Regions from separate parts of the Homo sapiens genome. Here region 2 is linked to region 1. A link is a contact called in ENCODE Hi-C or POLR2A ChIA-PET data. All regions are on one chromosome and are shown on one strand. Each heading gives the region's core, a stretch centred on a gene start or an enhancer-like site at or near the end of the contact. The rest is flanking DNA. Distances are from core to core; before and after follow the strand shown.

Region 1 (2,959 bases), core at 165-2,664:
ATTGGTTTAGCCACATCCTGTACTTTATTTGCTCCTCTCTCCCATAACTCTAGAATTAGGGTACATTAGAAGCTATCCGTAAACTCCAGTGAGGACATGTGATAAATTTAAGCTGGAGCATTTAAAACGAGCTGGGAGAGTAGAGAGAGAAGTAAAAGCAGCCATTTGTGATGTGGGTGGCAGTTTTTAGAAAGTGTCTGTGGAGGGCTAGTGGCTTGGCATGAGGAAAGAGAGGCGTTCCTCAGTGTTGTCCACAGAACAGACACTCCTGTGACAGATGTGATCTTCAGGCAAAGTGGTGCTCGTGCACAGGCTTACGTTAGCACACCTGCTGGTGCAGAATGGTAGGAGAAATATTTCCCCAAAGGACAGAATGCGGATGGCTGGACAGAAACCACTGGGGGAAGGTTCCTGGGAGGAATTCCAGAATGTTTTCTCTGGCAAATAGGACAGAGGAGGCAGAAAAGCAAACCGGATCTCACTCCAAGTCTTTATGGACACAGATGGAAAGGAGAGCAGGAAGAAATCACAGGTCACACGGTGGGAGACACGGTGTAGCTGAGGGTAACCTAGTCGTGTTTAGGTGTGACAAATGACTTGCACTGTTTGCCAGACAACAGTGCCCCCCCATCCCCCACGGGGGTGTAATTCCACTAGTGACACTGATTCAGTTTCCAAAAGAAGCAAAACTCTTCTGCTATAAGATTCTTGATTTGTAAGAGTTTCCCCAGCTCAGTGCTTCCCCTTAGCTTTTTCCTTTTTCATCTCTAAGAGGTTATCACTTCTCAAAAACAAGAGTGCTTTGCCACTTCTCTAGTAGCAAGGTATGAAAACATGCTCTAAAATACTTACTTCCTCCAGCTGCACTGCTGCAGGCGGCCGCCTGAGGGATGGAGATGTTCTGGGCTCAGGGTGGACGGGCCTCTAGACAGAGCTATGGACCCTTCTCCAAAGCTGTGCACGAGGGACGTAGATTGGCATAAGATGCTACACAGAAAACCTGTCGTCTAGATTATTCACGTGGTGGAAAACCTCCATTGGGGCATATTACCATAGAAGGGAAAAGGGTCTGTTCTCTCCACCACAAGCAATGGAGAATGTCCCATATCAAAGATAAGTTTGCAGCCAAGGTGGCCTTCATTGGTAACAGGTTCCATAATTGGCAATGATAGGTATTTTCCTTGCCTCGAAACACAGTCAAGAGGGGAGAGTGTGAGAAGCCAGGGACTTAGGACAGGAGGTGAGGTGATGAGTCATTTTGGTTTCTCAGAGCTGACCTCTGTTGTATTTTTATTTGGGGGTTCAGTCTCTGGCTTGAGGGCTCTTCAGAAAGGAGAGCTTACTTTTGTCACGGAAGGAGGGATGGAGACCTCACCCTTTTGCATGGCCAGCTGGAGCCCCAGGTGTCGCGTGTCCAGCTCGTGGGTGGCATGATGTCATGTTTGTTGACCACGTTGGACCTCATTCTGTCCCGAGAACTTAACTGGGCTAGGAGTTGTGAAACCAGATTTCTTGTTATTTGCTTAGACTTGCTTTTTTTTTTTTTTCCCCATATCCACAAAATGAGAATCCTGGGCTTTTAGTATAATAAGGATTGAAAAATGATTATAAAATACAAGGCAAAAAGATCCATGCTATTTAAATGTTTACTATTATTTTGAGATTCATTTTATGTGCCATACTGCTTTACAAATAGTCTGTAATATTTTAATACAGCACTTTATCTTCGTAATCAAATCTTGAGAAGGCCCCCTATAGCTAATCTTTCTCAAAATCGGCTTAATTTATTAGTGGATAACTATACTTAGGCCTCTTTCTAGAACCTTATGAAGTTTGACATGCACTATTTTTAGACATTACGGGTTCTCTTACTGAGACGCTCCAAAGGGAACAGTGGGGGCAGATGTCCTCCAGGAACCTTGGCAATAAATCCCCCTGGGTGCATGACCTGGGGTCACCAAAACTGCCTGCTACCCAGCAGCAGCAGAAGGGAGACCCAGGTTGGCAGCTGGAGTGACTGACAGTGATTTCCTTTCTGTTCAGTGATGAGCCCACCATGAAGAAAGGGCACGAATCTGCTTCCTCTCTCCCTGTCCTGGGAACGGTGCCTGCCCGTGATGGTATCCTCAGGCCCCCCTCTCTGCGCCAGCAAGATGTCCCAGGGGACGTCTGTGCATTCAGCCAGGTGACCACTAGAATAAAATGTTCTCTAGGACCACCTAAGAGGTAACCCTATATTGGAGATACTGAGGAGAGAGGCCGGGGTGGCTGATAGGGTGGGGAGGCACCATCTGTCTGAGTGCACCCTCCCCTGAGACCCTCAGGGTGTCCTGGGGAGACCAGCAGGTTGGAAGTCCTACGCTTTGAAATTTTTAATTAAACAGGAACCTTTGAAGGAAGCTTTTGATTGTTAGTAACATCCTGACTTGCTCCCCCCATGTGACAGGCTCCCCTTTGTGTGTGGCCCCTCCTGAGTCCACATCCTTCATAAGGAGCGGCTTTACCTCCCTTCCTGTAGGAGAGGAAGCCAGGGCTGTGGCCCAGGGAGGGAGGGGAGGCAGCCACTTCTCTCTTCAGTGCAGTTCATTCCAGTTTGGCTCTGACTGTGGCCAAGCAGGGAAGGGGTGCAGGATGGAAGGCAGCAGCGTGTACTTAGGCAGCTCAGTCAATGGAGCCCCCACGTCTCATCCCCTGCCAACCCTGGGCTCTTCCTGGCTGGATCTGGGCAGCCCAGGGCAGAACCTAGAGTCCAGGGCCACTGGTTCTCCTTGCCAGGTCCCAGGACCCAGTCCTGTTGAAATAACAGAGTTGATGGGAATGCTCTTTGCTGGGCACGAAGCACAGGCTTTAAAGGGCTGCCCATTCGCCACCACACTAGATACTCCCTGAAGGCTATGGGCACTTCCTAGCTCCTCAGCACACCCACAAACAGACACTAGAGGTTAGGGAAGGGCGATGC
Region 2 (2,959 bases), core at 339-2,838, 48 kb after region 1:
CCAAAGTTCCCATTTTTATAGGGAAACCAGTAATATTGGATTAAGGTCCACTTTAAGGACCTCACCTTAACTATATTAATTGTAATAATCATAATTAATTAATTGTATCTGCAATGACTGTATTTCCATATAAGGACATACTCTGAGTTGCTGGGGGTTAGGACTTCAACATAGGAATTTTCGGGGGATACGATGCAACCCATAATAGCAAATGTTGTGAATAAAACTGTAAAAAGCACCCCTCCTTTTTCCCTAACAAATGAAGGCTTTGTCACTTGGTTTTCTGTCTTCTCTCCACCCTGGTTCTGCCGTCTTCCTGGGTGCCTTCAGCATGCGCTTGATGGCCTGTCCTCTTGGTGCCCCACATGTGGCCACTCCCCCACTTTGTCATGTGTCCCCCACCCCGCCCCACCAACTTGATGCAGTGTCATTGCCAAGATTCTTAATATGCATGTTCCTCTCTCTTGCTACACGTTTTTTTTTAACCATTCCAGCTGCCTGATCAGCTACTTCCACTAAAACCATCTCTGGCCCTCGGAACCCCCTGTTCATTCATTCTTTAACCTTTTCCTCATCCATTGGTCTCTCCTTATTTCTCTCCATATGTACCTTAGATTCCTTGGTTCCTCAACATTAGGTCTTACCAAATCATCTCCCCGTCCCTCGGCAAATTTGTCAAAACCCCAACTCTGGACGAACTCAACAATACATTTTCTCTGTACCTGTACCCAGGTATCCCAGGAGGTCAGAGAAAACCACACAATAGGGCAGATAAGAATCCTGATAAACTCATAAGATACCAGCCTTGAATGGGGGCTCCATCCTGCCGAGCAATCCTACCGTATTTCCCTGGCCAGGATGTTCTCCTGTGCTCTTAATGACTATTTTGAACTTTCTTTACTATTTTGGAAATTCTAAAGCCTCATCAATACCTGTCTTTTCAGAAGAGAACCCTGATTCTTTTCTAAGAAAATTAAAGCATTTAGACTAGAACCCTTCAACGTTCTGCTCCCAAATCAATATACCTGACTGAATACCTCATTCCTTCCTCCCAGCCTCATTCCCTCTCTTTGCACTTAGAGGAGGTGTTTGTGTTCTTGGCCAAGCCTCATCTTTCTATCTGTGTTCTGGATTGCATCTCCTCCCACTTCTGAGAGATGTCTCAATATTGATTATTCTTTCCTGCTCTAAATTTCCCCCCTCCCAGTTCATTCCTATCATCATTTCTATATGCTTGAGCTTCTACCGTATTTATAGAAGAAATGAATTTCTCTTAATCTCACATTTGTCTTTCAGTTACCACCTGATCTCTTTTTTCTTCTACACCAAATTCCTTGAAAGAAGTGTATACAATAATTAGCCGAGTATTTCTTTTTAGCTACTAAAACATGTGATTTATTCTACCCACATATAAGGGTTACATTTTCATAGCTGAGTTTTAAAAAATTGTGGTGAAATACACATAACAAAAAATTTTACCATCATAACTATTTTTGAGTAAACAGTTCAGCCGTATTAAGTGTATTCACATTACTGTGCAACTGATCTCCGGAATTCTTTTCATCTTGCAGAACTGAAACTCTATACCCATGAAGCAACAAGTTTCCCTTCCCCATTTCTCCAGCCGCTGGCAGCCACCATTCTGCTTTCTCTCTCTGATTTGACTGCTCTGGATACTTCATGTAAATGGACTCTTACAGTATTTGTCTTTTTGTGATTGGCTTATTTCACTTAGCTTAATGTCCTCAAGGCTCATCCGTGTTGTGGCATGTGTCAAAGTTTTCTTTTTTGGAGCTAATATTCCATAGTAGTGTACACACACACACACACACACACACACACACACACACACGTATATTTCTTTTCTTTTCTTTTTTTTTCTTTTTTTTTGAGATGGAGTCTCACTCTGTCGCCCAGGCTGGAGTGAAGTGCCAAGGCTCACTGCAAGCTCCACCTCCCAGGTTCACACCATTCTCCTGCCTCAGCCTCCTGAGTAGCTGGGACTACAGGCGCTCACCACCACGCCCGGCTAATTTTTTGTATTTTTAGTAGAGATGGGGTTTCACCGTCTTAGCCAGGATGGTCTTGATCTCCTAACTTTGTGATCCTTCCGCCTCAGCCTCCTAAAGTGCTGGGATTACAGCATGAACCACCGTGCCCGGCTGTATATACACTACATTTCTACATTTTGTGTATCCATTCGCTCATCAGTGATGGACACTTGGGTTGCTTCTGTCTTTTTGCTATTGTAAATAGTGCTGCTGTGAACATGGATGTACACATATCTCTTCAGGGCCCTGCTTTTAATTCATTTGGGTACACACCCAGAAGTGGGATTACTGGATTATGTGGTAATTCTATTTTTAATGTTTTAGGAAGTTCCGTACTGTTTTCATAGTAGCTATACAATTTTACATTCCCACAAACAGCACTTAAAGATTCTAATTTCTCTACATCCTTGCTAACAGTTATTATTTTGTATTTCTCTCTTTTTCCAGTAGTGGCCATTCTAATGGGATAAAGTGGTATCTCACTGTGGTTTTGATTTGCAGTTCCCTAATGATTAGTGGTATTGAGCATCTTTTCATGTGCTTGTTAGCTATTTGTATATCTTCTTTGCAGAAATATCTATTCTTTGTTCATTTTTTAATAGGGTCTTTTGTTCTATTTTGTTGAGCGTAACTAGCCCAATTTTTTCATTTCCTCTTCACTCCTCAATGCATTCAACTTTGTATCCTGCTAATATCATATTAACAAAATAGTAGGTATCTCCACATCATCATGTGTGATGGGCATTTTCAGCCTTCATTTCATACTCTCAGCATTTGACCTGGCTGATCTCTCCTTTCCTTCTCCACACTGGCTTCATTGATGGCAGCTGACTTCCCCTCATGGCCCTGCCTTCTTTTCAGGCTGCTCTTCCTGCTTGTCCTCTTCAGCAGACTTCTCCATCCTGTTC

What was found. A loop is a pair of places that touch in the nucleus more often than their neighbours do. ChIA-PET counts read pairs that join two places held with the same protein, here RNA polymerase II (POLR2A). Pooled maps may share reads with other maps.
Region 2: a map of B cell shows a loop between it and region 1 (6-fold over the local background). The contact joins two enhancer-like sites. A Hi-C loop is called at or near these places in 11 of 168 maps with a recorded cell type or tissue (B cell, CD14-positive monocyte, GM12878 and 4 more), 33 of 37 single-sample maps with no recorded cell type and 15 of 50 pooled maps. POLR2A ChIA-PET finds 5 or more read pairs at or near these places in 3 of 52 experiments (OCI-LY7, T-cell and activated B cell).

The regions. Positions count from the first base shown.
Region 1 is chr6:163,707,317-163,710,275 of GRCh38, forward strand. No RefSeq gene overlaps it. Among named protein-coding and RNA genes, the nearest start is that of QKI, 290 kb to the left of the region's middle. RefSeq lists an enhancer at 1,018-1,137. Within about 2 kb of position 1,415, at least 7 of the 41 ENCODE cell types and tissues checked have a DNase peak (open chromatin) inside an H3K27ac peak, as active enhancers do; they include OCI-LY7, where a contact is called at or near this core.
Region 2 is chr6:163,754,668-163,757,626 of GRCh38, forward strand. The region is part of intron 1 of LOC124901499 (a long non-coding RNA gene); the gene reads left to right. Among named protein-coding and RNA genes, the nearest start is that of QKI, 340 kb to the left of the region's middle. Within about 2 kb of position 1,589, at least 4 of the 41 ENCODE cell types and tissues checked have a DNase peak (open chromatin) inside an H3K27ac peak, as active enhancers do; they include OCI-LY7, where a contact is called at or near this core.